Linked DNA regions of Homo sapiens: regions 1 and 2 are each linked to region 3. A link is a contact called in ENCODE Hi-C or POLR2A ChIA-PET data. All regions are on one chromosome and are shown on one strand. The core of a region is the stretch at or near the end of the contact, and the rest is flanking DNA. Distances in the headings are between cores, read along the strand shown.

Evidence for each region. Hi-C counts contacts between places; a loop is a spot of excess contacts on that map. ChIA-PET counts read pairs that join two places held with the same protein, here RNA polymerase II (POLR2A). Pooled maps may share reads with other maps.
Region 1: POLR2A ChIA-PET joins it to region 3 with 16 read pairs in activated CD4-positive, alpha-beta T cell. The contact joins the enhancer-like site here to the promoter of RPS27 in region 3. A Hi-C loop is called at or near these places in 1 of 168 maps with a recorded cell type or tissue (CD8-positive, alpha-beta T cell) and 8 of 50 pooled maps. POLR2A ChIA-PET finds 5 or more read pairs at or near these places in 7 of 52 experiments (CD4-positive, alpha-beta memory T cell, HepG2, WTC11 and 4 more).
Region 2: a map of endothelial cell of umbilical vein shows a loop between it and region 3 (10-fold over the local background). The contact joins the enhancer-like site here to the promoter of RPS27 in region 3. A Hi-C loop is called at or near these places in 6 of 168 maps with a recorded cell type or tissue (HepG2, adrenal gland, endothelial cell of umbilical vein and 2 more) and 2 of 50 pooled maps. POLR2A ChIA-PET finds 5 or more read pairs at or near these places in 11 of 52 experiments (AG04450, H1, HCT116 and 7 more).

The regions. Positions count from the first base shown.
Region 1 is chr1:154,350,119-154,353,382 of GRCh38, reverse strand. It overlaps ATP8B2 (ATPase phospholipid transporting 8B2), which reads right to left. Exons shown (of 28, transcript NM_001370597.1): 28 at 2,079-3,264. Among named protein-coding and RNA genes, the nearest start is that of ATP8B2, 26 kb to the right of the region's middle. RefSeq lists an enhancer at 3,085-3,264. Within about 2 kb of position 1,827, at least 18 of the 41 ENCODE cell types and tissues checked have a DNase peak (open chromatin) inside an H3K27ac peak, as active enhancers do.
Region 2 is chr1:153,695,690-153,698,726 of GRCh38, reverse strand. It overlaps the pseudogene GEMIN2P1. Among named protein-coding and RNA genes, the nearest start is that of MIR8083, 7.4 kb to the right of the region's middle. Within about 2 kb of position 1,327, at least 22 of the 41 ENCODE cell types and tissues checked have a DNase peak (open chromatin) inside an H3K27ac peak, as active enhancers do; they include adrenal gland and endothelial cell of umbilical vein, where a contact is called at or near this core.
Region 3 is chr1:153,988,934-153,992,011 of GRCh38, reverse strand. It overlaps RPS27 (ribosomal protein S27), which reads right to left and starts at 1,250. Exons shown (of 4, transcript NM_001030.6): 1 at 1,210-1,250; 2 at 789-897; 3 at 336-446. The coding sequence starts at 1,215. It also overlaps a transcript of RAB13 not described here. RefSeq lists enhancers at 332-1,312, 1,010-1,369, 326-1,525.

The sequences.
Region 1 (3,264 bases), core at 578-3,077, 360 kb before region 3:
AGGCAGGGGAAAGGAAAGGGGAAGGCCGGCGTGCCTGTGCGCAGTGAGATTTGTAGTTGAGAGGAAAGCCGCAGAAGTTATTTGCTCCGTGAAGTAGGAGGCAGCACCATCTGCTGAGGGCAGGGTGGGAGGCGGTGGCAGGAGTTGAGGGAGGGGCAGGAGAATGAGGTTCCCAGCGTCTCCTCGCCGTGCAGAGGCGCCTGCGGAGGGAGCCCGGGCAGCTGCCGCTCCTCTTGCTCCGTGGTTGTGTGCTGCCCTTCAGCATTCCACAGCTCACCCTGGGAGACGCTGGGCTGACCCAAGGCTGGAATGTTCCGGGGCAAAGCGACGAGTACCAGACCACGGGCTCCGGGCTGGATTGGGAAGCAAGTAAGGGTTCACATATGGAAGCAAGCGACCAGGAGGAAAGGGAGGGGCCGTAGTTTTCGCTGGGAGCACAGATGGAAGCGGGAAGAACTGAAGAATATGGATGGCCAAATGCTGAATGAATTGTGAGAGTTCAGAGGTGGAGCTCCTCCCGACGGCAGTGGGCGCCCATGGGTGTGTGCTGCTTTAGTGGAGTGGAGAGGAACGCCCTTGGAGATAAGCAGGCTCAGTGGAACAAAGCTGCGGTATCGGACAGACTTCACCTCCACGCACTCAGAAAAGGCACTAGGACGATGGGGACCTAGGGGCTGGAAGCCACTCCCACAGGAGCCCAGGTGCTCAGTCAGCGCAGGGAAGGAAGACCAGGGATGCCTGCGGCAGAGGGGAGAAAACGGGGAGCCCGAGTGCCCGGAGCCTCCGTGGAGGCGTGTGTCTATATCGCGACGGAGAAAACGCGTCCCCAAGAGGCAATGAAAGTTAAAATGACATTGGCCCTGCCCCTCAGACACACATAATAGGATCCTGGGTGCAGGAGAGCCAGGGTCAGCGAGAGGAGCCAAGGAAGACATTCCCAGTGGCTGAACAGACCCCCAACGGGAGGCCAGCGCAGTGCTGAAGACCTGTCTTGTGGGAGGGGTGGACTTGGGGCCTCACCAGCCTCAAGGGATTAAGGCTTCTTTCTGTGTTTCGGGGGTGGGGGCACTGAAGCCAGATGCCACTTGCTGCCCAAAGCTCAGGGTTCCAGACAGACCCCAAAGAAAGGCTTGTGTGGACTGGACAGCCTCTCCCTGGGTGGAGGTGGGTGTCAGGTGGTGTTCCTGGCGGTCTGTGGCGGGATTCCCGCCAGGGGCCGTTTCTCCTGAAGAGGGAAACAGATCTTATCTTCACATCTTCCCCCCATACACCCTCCGCTCCCCCACCCTTTTTTTTTTTTTTTTTAATACAGGCGGGGTCTCCCCATGTTGCCCAGGCTGGTCTTGAACTCCTGGGCTGGGCTCAAGTGATCCTCCTGCCTCAGCCTCGCAAAATGCTGGGATTACAGGCATTGAGCCACCACACCCAGTCTACGTTTTTGAGAAGGATTGTTCCATAACTGAAGACTGGCTGGGTCAGGGGGAAATTAGCCTGCGGGTGGGGCTGGATCATGCTGATATTGGCCATCGGCGGAGGAAGCTATACTTCTTTCTCCTCAGGCCAGCACTAACCCTGGCCCTGACTCCTAGGACCCCATCCTCATCCGCCCTCCCTTCCCTGGAGGAAAGCTCCCTTTAATATAAGACTTTAGCTTCCTTGATACTCACTTGAGAAGCCAGGAAGATGTGAGGCATGCGGAAAAGCGCAGAGTTAAAAAACAAAACCTTACAATATTTACCAGGTACTTTCCCTACACACACATCCATCTGGCGTGTGTTAGGGATGACAGGTTGGCCTGCGTTTGGAGAAAGGTAAACAGCTCAAGGTCCTAGGCACCCAGCCAAAGTCCATACGATATGCCGCTCAGTACCACCCACTGCCCCGTCTTCATCTTCAGCTGAAACTCAGATCCCGGGAGGTCTGCAAATGGATGAGGTGCTATCCCACACCAGTCAGATTCCAATTTGTCCAAGATATCCCAGATCTACCCACTCAATTACATTTAAGAGACAGTTTCTGTCTTTACTTTCACCACCAGTCTTGGTTAAACATCAGAAAAGAGACAAATTACACACTTCTCAGAAATTGAAATTTTATAAAAAGGCATTTTTCTCTTATATCCATAAAATGATATAATTTTTGCAAGTATAGAAATGTGTCATAAATTATAATGTTCCTTAATTACAGCTCAATGCAACTTGGTACTTTCTTCCCTCCCTAAAAAACGAGAGAGAACCAAAAAATAATATATATATATATAACTGTATATATATATTTATATAATATAGACAAACAAAATATGAAAAAAAATCATTTCCTCTTTGGTATAAAAATCAGACTCTCACCTTGAGAGACACACAGACAGACATGATACTGGGTTTGTAAACTGTGTGGCCAAAAGGGATTTCCCTGCCAAGACTTCCCCTCTCCCATTCCCTGCCCACCCGCCCCCACCTCACTGCAGCCCATCCAGTTCCTTTGGGGCTCCCATATGGAACATTTAAAATCCCCCTACCCACTCCCAGCTCCAAACCATTCCTGAAGAATCCCCCGACCCACTATCAAAGAAGAGGAAAGGATTCTTCTCAAGGCTGATTAGGTAGCGACTAACTTGGGAAATGCCTTATTTAGGGAATAGCTTCATAGGTGTGGATGAAGTAAAGGACAGGCTGTGGCCAAACTCTGACAGTGTCCCATCCAGACCAAGCCAGGCACTGGCCTGGGCCTGGTTTTGCCCTTATCCTCCTCTACTACCCGGCACAAGGATTCCACCACCTCTTGCCAGAGGCTGGGCCTGAGGGGCGGGGCTCCTTGCTTACTGAAGAAGGGAGCAGAGAGGCCAATTCCCGTTCCAGCCTCATCTCAGGTGCACAGCTTCCCCCTGCAGCCCCACCACAGGGCCCTGGGGTGTAGATGCAAGAAAGCACCAGATGGGGAGGCAAAGGGAGGTCAAAAGGGAGTCTGCCAATAAACTTGGGTTTAAATTTAAAATTAAAGAAAACTACGCCTCCCTGAGCTGGGTGTGGTGGCTCACGCCTGTAATCTCAGCACTTTGGGAGGTTGAGGTGGGCAGGTCAGGAGGTCAGGAATTCAAGACTAGCCTGGCCAACATGGTGAAACATCTCTACTAAAAATACAAAAATTAACCAAGCGTGGTGGTGTGTGCCTGTAATCCCAGCTACTCAGGAGGCTGAGGCAGGAGAATCGCTTGAACCCAGGAGGTGGAGGTTGCAGTGAGCTGAGATTGTGCCATTGCACTCTTGC
Region 2 (3,037 bases), core at 78-2,577, 290 kb after region 3:
GCTGTGATAAATGACTCAAACCCTTTGACGTAGAGAAAAGAGCGGGTGAGGGAGGAGGTTATTTGTCTGTTTCTGTCAGCTCCATTTTTGTTCCAGGCCGTGGCCTTGTTCGGGGCTGGCTGGGCGGGGGTTCCCTCTGCACAGCCTCCAGCTGGCCCTTCCACCCGCCTGCTGAGCTGCCTTCTCAGCCCGCCCCACTCTTCCAGGGGCGTTACGTGGGCTGATGAGATAATGTATGTGAAAGCCTTTGTCAACTGCAAGGCACAATCGAATGCCAATTATTATTGTTATTCTTACCATACTCTGGGGAAACCCTGTGGCCCTCACCCCTCCCAAACGTACTAGGCGGGACAGCCCGGGAAACTGAGAGGCTAGACTGCCCCTCCCATGTGGGCGGAGGTTCCTGGCACAAGACGGTCTCCCCGGCCTGTGGGGAGGGCTTTATTGCTACCCTCCTGGTGCCCCCTTAGGAATGGCTTTCCCAGTTCTTCCTGGCTTCAGGGGCCTTCCTCCGGAAGGAAATCTCCTTAGTTCCAGTGAAAGTTCTCGGGCCGCTGAAATCATCGACTCCTTAGGCCCCTCCTCACCTCCGCCGCACAGCCCCTTCCCCTCCCGGTGCCCGCAGTGGAGCCAGGCTGCCTCGGAAGGATCTGACCGGCAATTTCCTAGAATTGTGCTTCTGGAGCTCCTCAGTCGTCCACTCCCTGCCCCTCTTCCCCACCTCATTTAAGGCTCCTCTCCCCAGAGCCCAAGTCCCCGTAGCTGTCCCAGCTCCACCCTGATCTAACTTCCTAGGCCTCACAGCTCTCTTTATCATAGCCAGTCTCTTCAGGGGCTGTCTGCTCCCCTTGTGGGGAGGAACTGGGGCATGGGAGGCTACAGGGCCACCGGGGCCCATCAGGAAGTTCAGTAGCTGTGGTTGACAGGACAACCACTCTTGGTTAGGCCTTCCCAGTGCTGTTCATCCCCGGCTTGGCTGGTGAGAGGACTGGACCATGTCTGCTCCCTCTCCCGATAAATTGAGCCTGACTGGTGCCAAAAAGGGTGGGCGGGAAGCACAAAACAAGAGTCACTGGACAGGAGGGGAGCAATTTATCCTTTCTTTATCCCAAACTGCCAGCCGTGTACCAGGGAGCAGTGCCACGCCAGACCTCCAAGCTCCCAGTGGCCACCCTACGTCCAGGTCCCACAGGGTGGACTCCAGGAAGAGGCCTGGGAGGTCAGGGGAGAGGCCTGCCTGCACTTGATGGATGGTCCTGAAGAAATGTCTGGCACTTTCCTCCCCCATGAGGGCGGTGGAGCTGCAGCCACCTCTCCCCCGCATTCCTGCCTGCCTGCCTGCCTGGGAAGGAGGGGTGAGGGGTGGGTCCAGCAGGGAAACCAGGGCTCCTGGCCCAGCTGAGAGGCATTTTGCAAACTATGACTCAACATTTGTCTACACTGACATGGGGAATGGAGGAGCACGTGGACAATCCCCAAATTTCACCTGGGTTGAAAGGCATCCATATGTTCCCACCCGACCCCCACTTCCTCCCCAGCTCCCAGGCCTCTCCATTCAGTCCATACTAATTATCTGATTCCTACTGTATGCCAGCCATTGAGTAACATAACAGTTCTCAAGGTGTGGTCCGCAAATCCTGGGAGTCCCAAATATTTTTTCAGGGCATAGATGAGGTCAAACGATTTTCATAATAATTCTAATACGTTATTTGCCTTTTTGACAGAGTTGACACATTGCATCGAAGTGCAAAAGCAATGGGGGTAAAACTGCTGTGGCTTTACATAAATCAAGGCAGTGGCACCCAATTAGTATTGCATGCATTCTTCACCACTGCACACTGAAAAGGCTGGTTTCACATAAGAATGTTCTTGATAAAGCAGTCAACAATTATTAACATGTAATAGGCTTATTATTGTTATCTTACATGAGTTAATAAATAAGGATTTGTCGGGCCGGGCACGGTGGCTCACGCCTATAATCCCAGCACTTTGGGAGGCCGAGGCGGGTGGATCATGAGGTCAGGAGATCGAGACCATCCTGGCTAACAAGGTGAAACCCCGTCTCTACTAAAAATACAAAAAATTAGCCGGGCGCGGTGGCGGGCGCCTGTAGTCCCAGCTACTCAGGAGGCTGAGGCAGGAGAATGGCGTGAACCCGGGAAGCGGAGCTTGCAGTGAGCCGAGATTGCGCCACTGCAGTCCGCAGTCCGGCCTGGGCGACAGAGCGAGACTCCGTCTCAAAAAAAAAAAAAAAAAAAAAAAATAAATAAATAAATAAATAAATAAGGATTTGTGGCTGGGCGCGGTGGCTCACGCCTGTAATCCCAGCACTTTGGGAGGCTGAGATGGGCGGATCACGAGATCAGGAGATCGAGACCATCCTAGCTAACATGGTGAAACCCCGTCTCAACTAAAAATACAAAAAAATTAGCCGGGCACGGTGGCGGGCGCCTGTAGTCCCAGCTACTCGGGAGGCTGAGGCAGGAGAATGGGGTGAACCCAGGAGGTGGAGCTTGCAGTGAGCGGAGATCGCGCCACTGCTCTCCAGCCTGGGTGACAGAGCAAGACTCTGACTCAAAAAAAAAAAAATTAAAAAATAAATAAATAAGGATTTGTTTTAATATCTACTATGGTAAATATCAATAGATATCCACATAAACAAAAGCTCTTTAGGTCCCTAATACTTTTTTGTGTGTGTGATTGAGTTTCGCTCTTGTTGCCCAGACTGGAGTGCAATGGCACAATCTCGGCTCACTGCAACTTCTGCCTCTCGGGTTCAAGCAATTCTCCTGCCTCAGCCTCCTGGGTAGCTGGGATTATAGGCACCCACCACCACGCCCAGCTAATTATTGTACCTTTTTTTTTTTTTTTGAGATGGAGTTTCACTCTTGTTGCCCAGGCTGGAGTGCAATGGCGCGATCTCGGCTCACCGCAACCTCTGCCTCCCAGGTTCAAGTGATTCTCCTGCCTCAGCCTCCCTAGTAGCTAGGATTACAGGCATGTACCACCACACCTGGCTAATTTTGTATTTTTAGTA
Region 3 (3,078 bases), core at 1-2,500:
CCTCTCCCAAAAAAGCAGATGCATGATGATCCACCCACAGAAAGCTACATCTTTTTTCTCAACTCTTAGCTACCTGCGCATTTGTATCACTGGTTACTTCCTATCAACTTAAGCCCTTTTATCACCCATTTATCCCCGCTTTAGACAGTAGTGCTTTGAGATTAATACATAGCTTTTGGTAGTATCTAGTTAAAACAACCAAATCCAACACTTCTTGTCTAAAAATTTACATTATAGATGATCCCTGTCACTGTTAAGACCGAAAAATCCTAAGAAATGTTTCCATTTCTAAAAATCAAACTCAAAGCCCCAAATCACATTAGTAAACCATTTACCTTCTGTAAGCCTTGCTTTTCCTCCTGTAGGCTGGCAGAGGACAGTGGAGCAGCCAACACACAAAACTACCGTTTGTGCATGGCTAAAGACCGTGGTGATTTTATAGCATCCTGAAAGAAAAGCAGATAACATTTTTTTCCTCTATTACACCCGTCTTTCCTGCACTTATGCCCAACTCATCATCCATTACATTGTTTCCCAACACAAAAAAACGTAGGGGTTGTATGTGAAATGTGATGAGAGATCACGGTGAAATGAATCACTCCTCCTAAGATGCAAAACTTTGCCAGTCTCATACATTCAAATTTTAAGAGTATCAGGGAAAATATTTTCCACAGGCGAAGAAACTGAAGCTGCTGCACAGCTTCAAGGATACGAGACAGCTAACACTACAACATTTTCCAACTGTTGAGGTCCAGTGCTTTCCCCACTACAGCAAGCCGTCTCCTCACCTGGGCATTTCACATCCATGAAGTAGGAATTGGGGCTCTGCACCAGGCGTTTCTTCTTGTGTTTCCTCTTCTCCTCTTCTGGAGAGGGATGAAGGAGATCCTTTGCGAGCTAAGAGGGACAGAAATGCAGAGATTTAGAAACCAACAGCGAAAATGGGATGGTCGAAAATAGCCCCCACTGTCACACACCGGGGAGAGCTCGCCCCTCGCCGCCCCTGGTGTCTGCGCAGCTGGGCCGCCATCTTATCTCCTCTCCGCTCCCGTCTATGCGGGTGGCCCGTGGGCCGCTGCGGTCCCTGGAGTTAATGTCCTAAGAAGTGCAGAGGGTAAATGAGGACCCTCTACGATCCGAAATCAGCGTGAGGGGAGAGTTCGGACAGAACAGCGAGATCTCCGCCGAAACCTGGACCAAAGCACTCACAGGCATGTTCTCGTGTGCGTAGGTCGTCACCGCCGGAAAGGAGCGAAAGCGGAAATCCTGCCCCTTATATAGAGCACACTACAGGAAATGACGCAAGGATCTTGTGCCACCATGTTTGGAACGTCTTACTTTGATCCGCCGCAGTGGGGAGACAAGGGAGCTGCCATTTTCGGAAGGTCTTTAACTGTTAGTTGTGACACATATGCGTCACCATGTTGAGAGGGTTACCTTGCTAATTTGAGGTCAGCGTTTGATCACTATCCAGGGATAAATGGACACTTTTAAAATTTTGTGCCATACCTTGACAGTTGGAGCCTAATAAATAGGAAAGGTTGAGGAAAACACCAGGGAGAAGGAGCCATATCCAGGACTTCCGTCCTATTTTTTAAATACCTATATTCTTAACTCTTTTTCTATTGGTTTAATTTAACAGTTTAGGCCGGGCGCAGTGGCTCATGCCTGTAATCCCAGCACTTAGGGAGGCCAAGGCGGGTGGATCACCTGAGGTCAGCAGTTCAAGACCAGCCTGGCCAACATAGTGAAACCCCGTCTCTACTAAAAATACGAAAATTAGCCAGGCGTGGTGGCGTGTGCCTGTAATCCCAGCTACTCTGGAGGCTGAGGCAGGAGAATCGCATGAACCTGGGAGGCGGAAGTACAGTGAGCCGAGATCCACTCCAGCCTGGGTGACAGAACAAGACTCTGTCTTAAATAAATAAATAAACAGGGGAGACATGGTTTGGTCAGTGAAAAGAAATAGGGAAGACTCAAGGAGATAATGAGAGGTGAGAGAATGGACAAAAAGAGATTGAATAGTTTAGCTTGAGAAGGGACAAGCATGGACACGGAAGGTGATGGGGATAAGTGAAAGATGCCTTCTTTTTTTTTATTTTTATTTTTATTTTTTTTTTAGACACAGTTTTGCTCTTGTTGCCCAGGCTGTAGTGTGATGGCGCCATCTCGGCTCACCACAACCTCCGCCTCCCGCGTTCAAGCGATTCTCCTGCCTCAGCCTCCCGAGTAGCTGGGATTACAGGCATGCGGCACCATGCCCGGCTAATTTTGTATTTTTAGTAGAGACGGGGTTTCACCATGTTGGCCAAGCTGGTATTGAACTCCCGACCTCACGTGATCCACCTGCCTCGGTCTCCCAAAGTGCTGAGAATACAGGCGTGAGACACCGCGTCCGGCCTTTAATTTTTTATAGGCAGCCAGAATAGGCTCGAGAGAGACTCCCTTGAATAATTTTTTCTTGCCCGGGCGCCGTGGCTCACGCCTGTAATCCCAGCACTTTGGGAGGCCGAGGCGGGTGGATCACGAGGTTAGGAGATCGAGACCATCCTGGCTAGCACGGTGAAACCCCGCCTCTACTAAAAATACAAAAAATTAGCCGGGCGCGGTGGCGGGCGCCTGTAGTCCCAGCTACTCGGGAGGCTGAGACAGGAGAATGGCGTGAACCCGGGAGGCGGAGCTTGCAGTGAGCGGAGATCGCGCCGCTGCACTGCAGCCTGGGCGACAGAGCGAGACTCCGTCTCAAATAATAATAATAATAATAATAATAATTTTTTCTTTGCCGGTCGCGGTGGCTCAGGCCTGTAATCCCAGCACTTTGGGAGGCTGAGGCGGGCGGATCACGTGACGTCGGGAGTTCGAGACCAGCGTGGCCAACATGGTGAAACCCCGTCTCGACTAAAAAAAAAAAAAAAAAAAAAAAATTTAGCTGGGCGTCGTGGCAGGCGCCTGTAATCCCAGCTACTCGGGAAGCTGAGGCTGGAGAATCGCTTGAACCCAAGAGGCGGAGGTTGCAGTGACCAGAGATTGAGCCATTGCACTTCTGCCTGGGTGACGAGCAAAACTTTGTCTCAAAAA